Regions from separate parts of the Homo sapiens genome. Here region 1 is linked to region 2. A link is a contact called in ENCODE Hi-C or POLR2A ChIA-PET data. All regions are on one chromosome and are shown on one strand. Each heading gives the region's core, a stretch centred on a gene start or an enhancer-like site at or near the end of the contact. The rest is flanking DNA. Distances are from core to core; before and after follow the strand shown.

What was found. A loop is a pair of places that touch in the nucleus more often than their neighbours do. ChIA-PET counts read pairs that join two places held with the same protein, here RNA polymerase II (POLR2A). Pooled maps may share reads with other maps.
Region 1: a loop to region 2 is called in a map of B cell, with 13 times the contacts of the local background. The contact joins the promoter of LINC00910 here to the enhancer-like site in region 2. A Hi-C loop is called at or near these places in 4 of 168 maps with a recorded cell type or tissue (B cell, CD8-positive, alpha-beta T cell, mammary epithelial cell and 1 more), 3 of 37 single-sample maps with no recorded cell type and 13 of 50 pooled maps. POLR2A ChIA-PET finds 5 or more read pairs at or near these places in 14 of 52 experiments (CD4-positive, alpha-beta memory T cell, HEK293, MCF 10A and 8 more).

Annotation. Positions count from the first base shown.
Region 1 is chr17:43,383,534-43,390,326 of GRCh38, forward strand. It overlaps LINC00910 (long intergenic non-protein coding RNA 910), which reads right to left and starts at 5,365. Exons shown (of 6, transcript NR_027412.1): 1 at 4,756-5,365. It also overlaps the pseudogene RNU2-4P. RefSeq lists enhancers at 3,416-3,931, 3,932-4,447, 4,738-5,491, 4,945-5,174, 5,492-6,245 and a silencer at 5,088-5,382.
Region 2 is chr17:43,329,269-43,336,053 of GRCh38, forward strand. No RefSeq gene overlaps it. Among named protein-coding and RNA genes, the nearest start is that of LINC00910, 56 kb to the right of the region's middle. Within about 2 kb of position 5,088, at least 12 of the 41 ENCODE cell types and tissues checked have a DNase peak (open chromatin) inside an H3K27ac peak, as active enhancers do; they include OCI-LY7 and transverse colon, where a contact is called at or near this core.

The DNA.
Region 1 (6,793 bases), core at 4,115-6,614, 55 kb after region 2:
AAAAAAAGAAAGAGAGAGAGAGGGAGAGAGAGAGAGAGAGAGAGAGGGAGAGAGAGAGAGAGGGAGAGAGAGAAAGAAAGAAAAAAAGAAAGAAAAAGAAAAAGAGAAAAAGAAAGAGAAAGAGAGAAAGAGTTGAAAATCTTGGAGGCCTTTGAAAACATAGAGAGACTGGACTTCTGTTTCTATGATCAGGGTGAGGTATACAGGTGGTCCCCAGTAGCCATGGACTGGGAGAGATGACACGGAGATACTACTTTGTGTAAGAGAAGAGTACATGTTTCAGAATCACAGGAACACCAATGTGTAATGAGCAGGCAGGCCGAGAGAAATGACAACGTATGTCCTTATAAAGACTTAGAGGCAAATGTTTAGAGCAGAATTATTCGAATAGCTTTGAACTGAAAACTACTCAAACGTCCATCAGTGGGTGAACGGATAAACAAAATGTGATATTCAGGAATAAAAACATAATGGTACAACATAATGGCACATGTCACAATGGGGATGAACCTCAGAAACATTATGCTCAGAGAAAGACATCAGTCAGACACAAAAGACCACATACTGTGTAATTCCTTTCATATGAAATGCCAGGAACGGGAACTCTAGACATAAAGTAGATCAGTGGTTAACTCAAGATGAGGGTGGGAGTGGGCAATGACTGTGTAGGGGAGGCAAAACTTTATCTCCTTAGGGTCCTTGCTGGGCCTGAGACTCAAACTGACATAGATTAGCAGGAGGAAAGCTATCATAAAAGCTGTCAATGTAAGTTTTACATGACACGGGAGCCCTCACAAGGAAATGAAAACCCAAGGCCACGATCATATATGTGCATTTGTTCTGGTTATTTTCTGCCTCCCCTTCCACTTGCCATTCTTCTCTCCCCTGCTCTTTTGTACTGCATAGAGCTGCATAAGGGTCGTGAGCCAAACAGCACTCCCTCTTGCTGCAGCTGGTCACAGGGCTGCCCCTGCTACTCATCCTGTGCCTCATGGGCAACATGTTATGCCCATGTCCAAGGTACAGAGAAGTGGACCCAGAGCCAGGGAGAGGTGATAGGGACCTTTGGGCGGGGTGGGAGGTGCTTATTGAGAACAGAGTCCATGTCACCATTAGGGAGAGAGCATGGAAGCAAGCACGTTTGACAATCCTGTGTCTGCCCTGTTTCTGGAGAGGCAGATGCAGACAGCAGGTCAGAGGGAATTTGACTGGACAGGAACTTGGGGGGTTGAGGGTAGCCATTGCATATAACCAAACCTGTTACACATTTCTTTGATATCTGATGTCATTGTGACATGATCTAGAAACCTCTGTCAAAATAGTTCCTAATGATACTAAACAACAACTGAGACTGTTTATTGAGTTTGTGAAATCAAGGAGTGGCTGCTCTTCTAGAAGCAGTGAGTTGATGTCTGTTCTAACATTGTTCTGAGACAAGGAAACCTTTTTATACTTTAATAGCCAGGGTCAGAATTTCTCAGATTGTATATTTGCATGTAGCACAGGAGATGCTCTTTTAATAAAAATCCAGAAATTTGTTGTGCACATTATTCAATAGAGAACAATATCAAATTAAACCAACAACAATGACACTTAACATTTGCCCAAAGCTTGGTAAATGTTGATGGTCACTGTGTACCTTCAGATAGCTGTGTACTCTAACAGAGAGAATGATTTCAAAATCAGTTGAAGAGAAAACGCCTCTGCCTGCCTGTACCTGTATATTACTGTCAATGTCAATCAGGAATGTGTGGGTTCATTCCAGTTATTTTCCGGCTCCCAATCTACTTGCCATTCTTTCATCTCCTGCTCTTTTGTACTGCATAGAGCTACAGAAAGTTAGTGAGTCAAACGACAGCCCCTCTTGGTGCATTTGGTCACAAGGCTGCCCCTGGTACTCAACCAGTGCCTCCTGTCCTCTCCCCTCCAAATCCCCCCTCCTTCTCAGCTATCAACTCTGTTAATCCTGGTGGTTTCCCTGGCTACCGTGACCCAAACTCTCATTCCTGAAAAGTCTAAACCCCTCAAGGCCACATCTTTCTCAAGTCAGGGTTCCTGCACTTGTCCATTCATGTCACAGGTGGACCTGGGAGTAACACGTGGCACCCAAACAGATCACCAGAGTTCACATATATTCCACCTGCCCTCCCTGCATAAGAGCACTACTCCCTCTTCCTGATGATGGTTCAGGGCCATTAATCCCTGCCAAGATGGTGACTGCTCCTGCCTGCTAGTTCAACCTGTCCAGCCACAGCTGTAGCTTGAAGGCTTGAAGTTCAATGGGACCCACTTCTGCTTCCACGCTTTCTTTCCTTTAATTTTAATTTTTATTTATTTGAGACAGGGTCTGGCTCTGTCACCAAGGCTGGAGTGCAGTGGTGCAATCACGGCTCACTGGAGCATCCACCTCCCAGACTCAACTGATCCTCCTGCCTCAGCCTCTGAAATAGCTGTTGTACAGATATTCGTCACCCTGAACAGGGCTTCACTACCTTGCCTAGGCTGTTTCTTTTGTGCTTTGTTTGTTCGTTCGTTTGTTTCGAGATGGGGCTCTGGCTTTGCCGCCTAGGCTGGAGTGTAATGGCGTGATCTCACCTCACTGTGGCCTCCTGGGCTCAAGCCATCCTCCCACCTGGGCCTCCCAAAGTGCTGGGATTACAGGCATGAGCCACAGTGCCCGGACTGAAGATATCCTTTAGAGAAAGAAGCAGCGGGTAGTTTTGCCAAGGCCAGACAAGATTTCTGGAGTTTGGAAAGGGTGAGAGATTGGGTCAGCAAAAGACACATTCTGATCTTTATGCTGGGATGCAATTTATAGATACAGGGATGAGACCCAAAAAAGCTGGGAGAGATTTGTCATCATGGTTGCAAGGCAACTGCCGGTGGCTGATCCCGTAAAGGATACACATACCTAGAACAGAGCCTAAAAAAGCATCAAGCATGAAGGGTGGAGCCACGATGCTTGGACTCGAGTTCTGCTCCTGTGCATTCCTCGGTAACTTAAACTACCTGTGCCTCGATTTTTCCTGGGGAAAAAAGGAAGTTTGTAGCCAGTACATTGGTGCCTGCCTTAAAGTAGAACTACTCCATGGGCTGAAGAGGAAGTTCAGCTGGGCGTAGTGGCTCACACCTGTAATCCCAGCAATCTGGGAGGCCCAGGCAGGTGGATCACCTGAGGTCAGGAGTTCGAGACCAGCCTGGTCAACATGGTGAAACCCCGTTTCTACTAAAAATACAAAAATTAGCTGGGCATGGTGGCGGGTGCCTGTAATCCCAGATACTCGGGAGGCTGAGGCAGGAGCATTGCCTGAACTCGGGAGGCAGAGGTTGCAGTGAGCCGAGATGGTGCCGTTGCACTCCAGCCTGGGTACCAAGAGCTAAACTCCATCTCAAAAACAAAAAACAAACAAACAAACAGAGTAAGTTGAAGTCCAGCCTGGGCAACACACCACTGGAATCCATCCCTTTGAAAGGTCATCACCCCTCCACAGCCAAGCTGAGATTTAAAGCCCTCCAAGTAAAGTCGAACATGTTCCCTACTTGGAAATGAATATTCTTGTTTTGGGTCCTAGGATACTCTCCATAAATCATGAACCTTATGATACTTAAAGGAGTAAGAAAACCTACCAACTATCCTAAACTACCCGGCGCAGTCTTTTCTTTCTAACCTTGCAAACAGGTTGTATCCCAGGAGAGGGAGCCCCATTCCTGGAGGTACTGCAATACCAGGTCGACGCGTGGAGTGGACAGAGCAAGCTCCTATTTCATCTCCCTGCTCCAAAAATCTATCTAATATAATTGTTCTCTGATAGAGGACGTATCAGATATTAAACTGATAAGAACAGATACTACACTTGATCTTAGCCAAAAGGACGAGAAGAGATGTCGTCGCCTTCCTCCCTGCCATCACCGTCCCACTCTCATCTACATTCAAGACGCGGTGAGAGCCCCAGCCTCGCTCCTTGCCTCATTCACTTTGTCTTGTCCACACCAATATTGACGCCATTACACACTCGGGCTGATTTCTTATTCTCCACGTTTTAAAAGAAAAATCTGCCGGGCGCAGTGGCTCACGCCAGTAATCCTAACACTTTGGGAGGCCGAGGCGGGTGGATCACAAGGTCAGGAGATCAAGACCATTCTGGCAAACACGGAGAAATCCCGTCTCGACTCAGGAGCTCGAGACCAGCCTGGGGAACACGGTGAAACCCCATCTCTACTAAAAATACAAAAAAATTAGCCGGGCGTGCCGGGCGCGGTGACTCACGCCTGTAATCCCAGCACTTTAGGAGGCCGAGGCAGGTGGATCACGAGGTCAGGAGATCGAGACCATTCTGGATAACACGGAGAAACCCCGTCTCTATTAAAAATACAAAAATTAGCCGGGCGTGGTGGCACGTGCCTGTAGTCCCAGCTACTTGGGAGGCTGATGCAGGAGAATCTCTTGAACCTGGGAGTCCGAGGTTGCAGTGAGCCAAGATTGCGCTACTACACTCCAGCCTGGGCGACAGAGTGAGACTCCATCTAAAAAAAAAACAAAAACAAAAAAACAAAAATTAGTCAGGCGTGGTGTCGCGCGCCTGTAATCCCAGCTACTAGGGAGGCTGGGCAGTAGAATCACTTGAACCCGGGAGGCGGAGGTTGCAGTGAACCGAGATCGCGCCACTGCACTCCAGCTTGGGCGACAGAGCGAGACTCTGTCTCAAAACAACAACAAAACAACAACAACAACACAAAAACCAAGAGAAATCTTACACCAGTTCTAGTTCCGGGGTTTCCGGGCTTTCATTTCGAATTTGCATGCCCTGCCCTTTCCCAGGAGGCGTGGCCACCGCGGTTGACTCCACCCCCGGGCCCGCCTCCAGCTAAGGAGCCGCGGCTGGGCTAGGGGCGACTTCCTTGTTTGTATGAGCGAAAAGACTGAACCAAAAGAGACAGGGGGTGAAAACAAGATAGGTCTGTGGAAGAGACCTGTAGGCGGAGAGCGGTCCCTGTTTTCCTGGAGAAAGACGAGTCGCAAGATATCATCACCAGGGGAAACCAGGCTGAGCTGGATCTTTACGTCGTCACCAGTGGGCGGGGAGACCAGCCTTGTACCCACTGGACAGCGGGCCCATTCCGAGTCAGGGAAGCAGAAGGCCTGGAGGAGCTTCGGGGAGCAGGGGCTGGAGTTCCTCTGCCAGGCAGGAGGCTGACACCAGACACCGGGCAGAGGGAGGCGGCGCATGGACGGCGAGGGCCCAGCAAGGATTCTCCCCAGCCCCTGTGCCTGCGTCTCCTGCGGCTTCTGTGCGCGGACCGTGTCCTGTGCTGTGTAGGGAAAGCTGCTTCTCTGCTTGGGACGTGGATTCCTTTACCCTCCTCCTCGCCTGACTACTTCTGACGCGGGTCGTCAGGACTCCGCTTGGGTGTCACCCGTCCAGGAAGCCTCCCTTAATTAAGGGCCCTCGGCACCCACCCCATATGTGATTAGCAGCCCTCCTGTGTATTTCATCGCACCTCGTTGTTTATATCAACTACTCCACTCACCACCCTTCTGGGCAGTCCTTTATCTCCCCCTCTGAAATCCGATCGCTGAGGGCTGGGACCCTCATCAGTACTTATCCCCGTTTCTCTGCGCTAGTCTAATTAGTGCCTGGCAAGTTGAAGGCGCTCAGTAAACGTTTGTGGAGCGAAGAAACGACGGATAGGGCGTAATGAGCACGACACACGCAATCAGAGAGGACGCAGTTAGGAGGCTATTGGCCCGGGGCAGGCGTGAAGGGGGAAGATCGGGCTCGGGGTGGGAGGACACCAGAGGGCGGGGTGACTGTCGGGGTGCTCTGGAGGAAGATGGGCGTCAAGGCCCCCAGCAAGGTTGGGATAAATTTTCTCTCTGAGGCACAGACTGCCGCCTGTAGCGTCAGCATTTACCATTCCCGTCCTCCTTCCTAACACAACAGTTGAGATGAGAGTTTATGGCTCTTTTATTTGATTTCAGAAAAGCAAGAAGGTATCATAGATCCGATAGTGACACTCAGTCAGTCATGCTCCCCCTGCAGGATGGAAAGCCGGATGGCAGGGATTGCCTGGTGAACAACCAGGTCAAAAAATATAAACTGTGCCTTTCCCAATGCCAGCCTCGGGTCCGAGGGCTCTACGTGCATTATCTCTTTTAGTTCACTCGACAGCCCTAAGAGATGGGCGTTATTATTAGCCACGGCCAGGATTAGGGTGAGGTCATTCCTCTAGGTTCGAATTTCAGGGGGTGATCCTCCAGAACCCTTCAGTAATCAAAATAAATAATAGTTCAATGCAATATATCTTATCTCGATTATAAGATAATCAAGCCATTTATCTGGATTGCTGAGTCTTTTGGTGCCCCCTTATTTTTTTTTTTAACCTCTCAGCAAGTGTTTCCCTCATTTCACTTTACCCCAGTCTCCACCGAGTCATTGTCATCTCCATTCTATTACCCTGTGAAGTGCAATATGGCAGCCACCCACCTCGGCCTCCCAAAGTGCTGAGATTATAGGCGTGAGCCACTGCGCCTGGCCTGTCTGTCTGTCTGTCTATCTATCTATCTATCTATCTATCTATCTGTTCTTTTTTCTGAGACGGAGTCTCGCACTGTCGCCCGGGCTGGAGTGCAGTGGCGCTATCTCAGCTCACTGCAACCTCCGCCTCCCGTGTTTAAGCGACTCTCCTGCGTCAGCCTCCCAAGTAGCTGGGACTACAGGTGCGTGCCACCACACCGGACTGATTTTTTGTATTTTTAGTAGAGACGGGGTTTCACCGTGTTAGCCAGGATGGT
Region 2 (6,785 bases), core at 3,838-6,337:
AGGTAGGACTTTCCAATGGTAACGTGCTGTGGGAGCGATGTTGTTAAGGGTTGGAACTGTGAAAGCAAATTTTTCAAAGTCCTGAGGGGCCAGAGGAATGTTGAAGAAGCAGTCTTTAAGATCAATGATGATAAGAGGCCAATACTTGGGAATCATAGCGGGGAAAGGCAAGCTGGGTTGTAATGTCCCCATAGGCTGAAGGACAGCACTTACTGCCCTAAGATCAGTAAGCATTCTCCACTTACCGGATTTCTTTTGGATAACAAAGACAGGTGAATTCCAGATAGAAAAAGATTGCTCGATGTGTCCCAATTTTAACTGTTCAAGGATCAAAATATGGAGTGCCTCCAGCTTATTTTTAGGGAGCGGCCACTGATTTACCCAAACCGGTTTCTGAGTTTTCCAAGTCAAGGGGATGGGATTTGGAGGCTTGATAGTGACCACTTCTAAAAAGAATAACCAAGTCCCGTAAAATCTGATTTATGGGTAGGTATAATAGGCTCGGTGATGCCTTGTGCTGATTTCCCTAAGCCCATAACTTGAACAAATCCCATTTTTGTCATAATGTCTTTACTTTGCTGGCTGTAATTGCCTTGTGGAAAAGAAATCTGTGCCCCTCGTTGTTGTAAAAGTTCTCTTCCCCACAGGTTAACAGGAATGGGTGTAATGAGGGGGCAAATAGTACCAATCTGTTCTTCTGGGCCCGTACAGTGTAAAATTGTAGAACTTTCATAGACTTCTGAAGCCTGACCAACACCAACTAATGCTGTGGACGCGTGTTCCTTTGGCCAGTGTCGGGGCCATTGATGTAAAGCGATAATGGAGACATCAGCGCCCGTATCAATCATTCCCTCAAACTTCCTTCCTTGAATATGCACAGAGCACACAGGACGAGTGTCAGAAATCTTGCTGGCTCAATAAGCTGCTTTGTCCTGATAGTCTGTGCTACCAAAACCTCCAGTTCTGGTACAAGAACTGGATCCTAAAGGAACGTAAGGGAGTATAAGAAGCTGAGCAATGCGGTCTCCAGCTGCCGTATATCAAGGGACTGCAGAGCTAATGACAATATGAATTTCACCTGAATAGTCAGAATCAATTACACCAGTATGTACTTGAACACCTTTTAAATTTAGGCTTGAGAGATCAAATAGCAAACCGACACTGCCAGTCGGCAAGGGGCCAAAAACACCTGTGGGAACAGCAATAGGTGGCTCTCCAGGTAACAGAGAAATATCTCTGGTACAACAGAGATCTACTGATGCTGAGCCTGTGGTGGCAGGGGACAAGCATTGTACTGAGATTCGTGTTGGGGCAGAGCCATTAGATCCTGTGGCACAAATTGCTGAAGTGGGAATTGGGATGTAGGTTGAATGGATTGGGCTGGCAAGGCGCTCATCTTGCTGGACGCCAGGGGCTCGGAGTTGAGGAATGCCCCATTGTTTGGAGGGGCCTAGGGCTGGCCCCTCTTCCCGTTTACCTGGAAGTGACCGTAAGGGATTGCCATCAATATCAAATTTTGAATGGCATTGAGCCACCCAGTGATTTCCTTTTTGGCATCGTGGGCATATAGTAGAAAGTGGGGCTTGTTGTTGAAAAAATTTTGGTTGTTGGTGTTGAAAAGAACAGCGGTCTGTATGCCAAGGACAATTTCTTTTAGAATGTCCCGATTGGCTGCATAGGAAGCATTTGCCAGGGAATTGTCCAGGCATTCGAATAGAGACCATGGCTTGTGCCATGACCATTGCTGTACGCAGAGTTCCCCTCACGCCTTCACAGACTTTAATGTATGAGGTGAGTACATCACCCCCTGGTGGAATTTTGCCTTTAATGGGGCAAATAGCCACCTGACAGTCTGGATTTACTTGTTCATAAGCCATAAGTTCTATAACAAGTCATTGGCCCTGGCTATCAGGGATAGCTTTTTCTGCTGCGTCTTGAAGATGGACAATAAAGTCTGGATACGGTTCATGTTGTCCCCGTCTGACGGCTGTAAAACATGGGCATAGTTTGTCATCATCTTGAATCTTGTCCCAAGCATCTAAGCAGCATTTCCACAGTTGTTCAATAACCTCATCATTTAGTATAGTTTGGTTTCGAATTGCAGCCCACTGGCCCATTCCCAGTAATTGGTCGGCTGTAACATTAACAGGAGGATTAGAGCCCAAAGACGAATGCATTCCTGGATAGCATCAACCCACCAAGTCCTGAATTGTAAATATTGAGATTTAGATAAGACTGACTGCTAAAATCTCCCAGTCATAGGGCACCAAGTGTTTATTTTCTGCTAGGGCTTTTAATTTGGAATGGACAAAAGGGGAGTTGGTGCCATACTGCTTCACAGATTCTTTGAAATCTTTGAGGAATTTAAAAGAAAAACTTGGCCAGGTGCGGTGGCTCACTCCTGTAATCCCAGCACTTTGGGAGGCCCAGGCAGGTGGATCACAAGGTCAGGAGATCGAGACCATCCTGGCTAACAGGGTGAAAGTCTGTCTCTACTAAAAATACAAAAAAAAAAAAAAAATTAGCCGGGCATGCCTGGGAGACAGAGCGAGACTCCATCTCAAAAAAAAAAAAAAAAAAAAAAGAAAAAAAAACTTTCCTAAGTAGCGGGACATAGCTGAACCTGGCCTGGATGTATAGGGTCAGGTTGAACTACTGCCTGAACTACTGGAACATCAGGAACTGGCTGTGTCTCAGCGGCAGGCAGTTGTGGAGCCTGATTATTTTCCTGAGCAGCCTGATTGTCAGGCTGTTGATCTTGACGGGTTGCGGGATCAGCTGCCTGCTGAGAAGGATCAGCAGGCTGTGGCTGATTTTGTGCCACTGGGACGGCGGGTATTGGAGGTTGTAAAATTACAGGAAATTGCCAGGCTTCGGGATCCCCATATTCTCTTGTCTGAGCTATAGCCCTCATAAAAGGAGTGTCATTTTCAGGGATGTATATAGCTCATTGCTTATGAGCGGCAATGGTGGTATTGGCCACCACAGTAGCAACTGGACCAGAAGCAGGAAAAAGTTTGGAATTTTGAATGGAGGAAGAGTTGAGAACCTGTAGGCCAGGATGAGACGAGATTACCTGCTGGGCAGGTCTTTCATGGGCCTGAGGCTGCCGCAGTAACTGTGGACCAGGCTTCAAGGGAGCCTGAGGTTTCAAGGGAGCCTGATTTGTCAGAAAAGACCCAGGCTTCAAGGAAGTGTGATTTGCCGAAAGAGACCCAGGCTTCGAGGGAGACTGATTTGCCAAAAGATACCCAGGCTTCAAAGGAGCCTGATTTCTGAAAGAGACCCAGGCTTCAAGGGAGCCTGATTTACCAAGAGAGGTCCAGGCTTCAAGGGAGACTGACTTGTCAAAAGAGAACGAGAAGAGAGAGGTGGAAAAATAGGTTGAATATGGATAGGGTTGAGGGCCTCATAACTGGGCTGAACTGGTAGAAAGTTGAGAGCCCCACAGCGGGGCTGAACAGAGATAGGGTTGAGGGCCTCATTACCAGGCTGAATAGGCAAGAAGTTGAGAGCTCTACAGCAGGGCTGAACAGGGATAGGGTTCAGGGCCTCATTACCAGGCAGGGAATTGAGAGCCTCTTCACCGGGCTGTGTAGAAATTGGAGCCTCTGTACCAGGCTGCATGAAAACATAGTTTAGAGCCTCTTTTTCAGGCTGCATCATCTCATTTTCTATCTGCATAGCTGGAGAGTTGAGAGTTTGAGGAAAGGTAGGAGGGTACAGCTGTGATGGCTGTTGATAATATCTTTCAGCTGGATTTTGCTGGTTGGGGGAAATAAATTCATTCAGATCAGTTAAAAGTTCATCATAAAGCGATAACCGGGGCATGGTAGGCTCTGGCGTAGGTGGTGGCACCAAAGGAATATCAGAGTGGAGGTCCATCTGTAGAACTATGGCCTCAATCTGTGCAGTATCCTCAGGTGAAAAAGAACTAAGCACTTCCTCAGCCTCCTCAGAGGAAAGAGGGATCAGTCTCCATGTTGTCCTCCTGAGTCTGTAAAGAGTCTAGGACAGAGCGAACCGAAGCCCAGATTGACCAAATTGGGGGTGGAATAATATGCCCGCCTTTATGAGCAATTTTGAATGTCTGCCAATCTCATCCCAATCCTTAAGTTCTAAAGTTCCCTCAGTAGGAAACCAAGGGCAAAGAAGATCTACAACATCAAACAGTTCAATTAACTTATCAGTAGATACTTTTAACCACTCCTTCTTTAAGGAGAGTTTTTATAAAATTTAAATAAGCTGAGTACTTAGTACAGGCCTGTCCCTTGGTGTCCCCGGGATACTCTGAGTGCCCAAGCTTACCACCAAGCTTATTGACCTCAATCCTCAGGAATCTGTCATTGAAATCCTCTGCTGTGTTTCACGCTCAAAGTGCAACTTCACACAGCGAGAGAGAAATTCTCGTTGGGCGCCAGATGTAGGGTCCAACCCTACAGGGCCTTTGGGGTTTTCTCTTGTGTGTGGAGATGATAGATCATAGAAATAAAGACACAAAACAAAGAGATAGAATAAAAGACAGCTGGGCCCGGGTGAACACTACCACCAAGACGCGGAGACCGGTAGTGGCCCCGAATGCCTGGCTGTGCTGTTACTTATTGTATACAAGGCAAGGGGGCAGGGTAAGGAGTGCAGGTCATCTCCAATGATAGGTAAGGTCACGTGAGTCACGTGACCACTGGACAGGGGCCCTTCCCTATTTGGTAGCTGAGGTGGAGACAGAGAGGGGACAGCTTACGTCATTATTTCTTCTATGCATTTCTCGGAAAGATCAAAGACTTTAATACTTTCACTAATTCTGCTACCGCTGTCTAGAAGGCCAGGCTAGGTGCACAGAGTGGAACATGAAAATGAACAAGGAGCGTGACCACTGAAGCACAGCATCACAGGGAGACGTTTAGGCCTCCAGATGGCTGTGGGCATGGCTGCGGGTGGGCCTGACAAAGATCTTCCACAAGAGGTGGTGGAGCAGAGTCTTCTCTAACTCTCTCCCTTTCCTGGTCTGCTAAGTAACGGGTGCCTTCCCAGGCACTGGCGCTACCACTAGACCAGTCTGCTAAGTAACGGGTGCCTCCCCAGGCACTGGCGTTACCGCTAGACCAAGGAGCCCTCTAGTGGCCCTGTCCGGGCATGACAGAGGGCTCACACTCTTGTCTTCCGGTCACTTCTCACCGTGTCCTTTCAGCTCCTATCTCTGTATGGCCTAATTTTTTCTAGGTTATAATTGTAAAACAGATATTATTATAATATTGGAATAAAGAGTAAATCTACAAACTAATGATTAATATTCATATATGATCATATCTGTATTCTATTTCTAGTATAACTATTCTTATTCTATATATTTTATTATACTGGAACATCTTGTGCCTTCGGTCTCTTGCCTCAGCACCTGGGTAGCTTGCCGCCTGTAGGGTCCAGCCCTACAGGGTTTAGTGGGTGTTCTACCCATGTATGGAGATGAGAGATTATAAGAGATAAAGACACAAGACAAAGAGATAAAGAGAAAACAGCTGGGCCCAGGGGACCATTACCACCAAGACGCAGAGACCAGTAGGGGCCCGGAATGGCTGGGCTCGCTGATATTTATTACATACAAGACAAAGGGGGAAGAGTAAGGAGGGTGAGACGTCCAAGTGATTGATAAGCTCAAGCAAGTCACATGATCATGGGACAGGGGGCCCTTCCCTTTTAGGTAGCTGAAGCAGAGAGGAAAGGCAGCATACATCAGTGTTTTCTTCTAGGCACTTATAAGAAAGTTCAAAGATTTTAAGACTTTCACTATTTCTTCTACCACTATCTACTATGAACTTCAAAGAGGAACCAGGAGTACAGGAGGAACATGAAAGTGGACAAGGAGCATGACCACTGAAGCACAGCACCACGGGGAGGGGTTTAGGCCTCCAGATGACTGCAGGGCAGGCCTGGATAATATAAAGCCTCCCACAAGGAGGTGGTGAAGCAGAGTGTTTCCTGACTCCTCCAAGAACAGGGAGACTCCCTTTCTTGGTCTGCTAAGTAACGGGTGCCTTCCCAGGCACTGGCATTACTGCTTGGCCAAGGAGCCCTCAACCGGCCCTTATGTGGGCATGACAGAGGGCTCACCTCTTGCTTTCTAGGTCACTTCTCACAATGTCCCTTCAGTACATGATCCTACACCCATCAATTATTCCTAGGTTATATTAGTAATGCAACAAAGACTAATATTAAAAGCTAATGATTAATAATGTTTATACATTATTGATTGATAATTGTCCATGATCATCTCTATATCTAATTTGTATTGTAAGTATTCTTTATTCTAACTATTTTCTTTATTATACTGCTACAGTTTGTGCCTTCAGTCTCCTGTCTTGGCACCTGGGTAATCCTTCGTCCACAGCTGCCCAAATCTCCCCTCTTTTTATTGACTAGGATCATCATTGCCATCATTGCTTGTTGACTTTGGGCTTTTCATCGGACTCCCTGAAGACATCTGCATACTAAAAGCAGACAACATAAACACACCAATATCAGTAATGCTAGTGACAATAGTGAACCTCTAAGGGGTTTGATCCGTTTAAAAAGATTAAGATCGGATAATACTTTGGTGATTTCCTCAAAAATATGAGAGCCAGGAACGGTAGTTAAGTGAGCCTGTGAGGCCCCCAAAATTTGCTCTTTCAGTTTTGAAATATCTTAAGTTAGATTATCATCCCAGGCTTTGAATGTCTCATGACTTTTTCCCAGCTATGCTGATCTTTTTTATAAGCATAAGGCATTATGCAATAATCAGAATTATT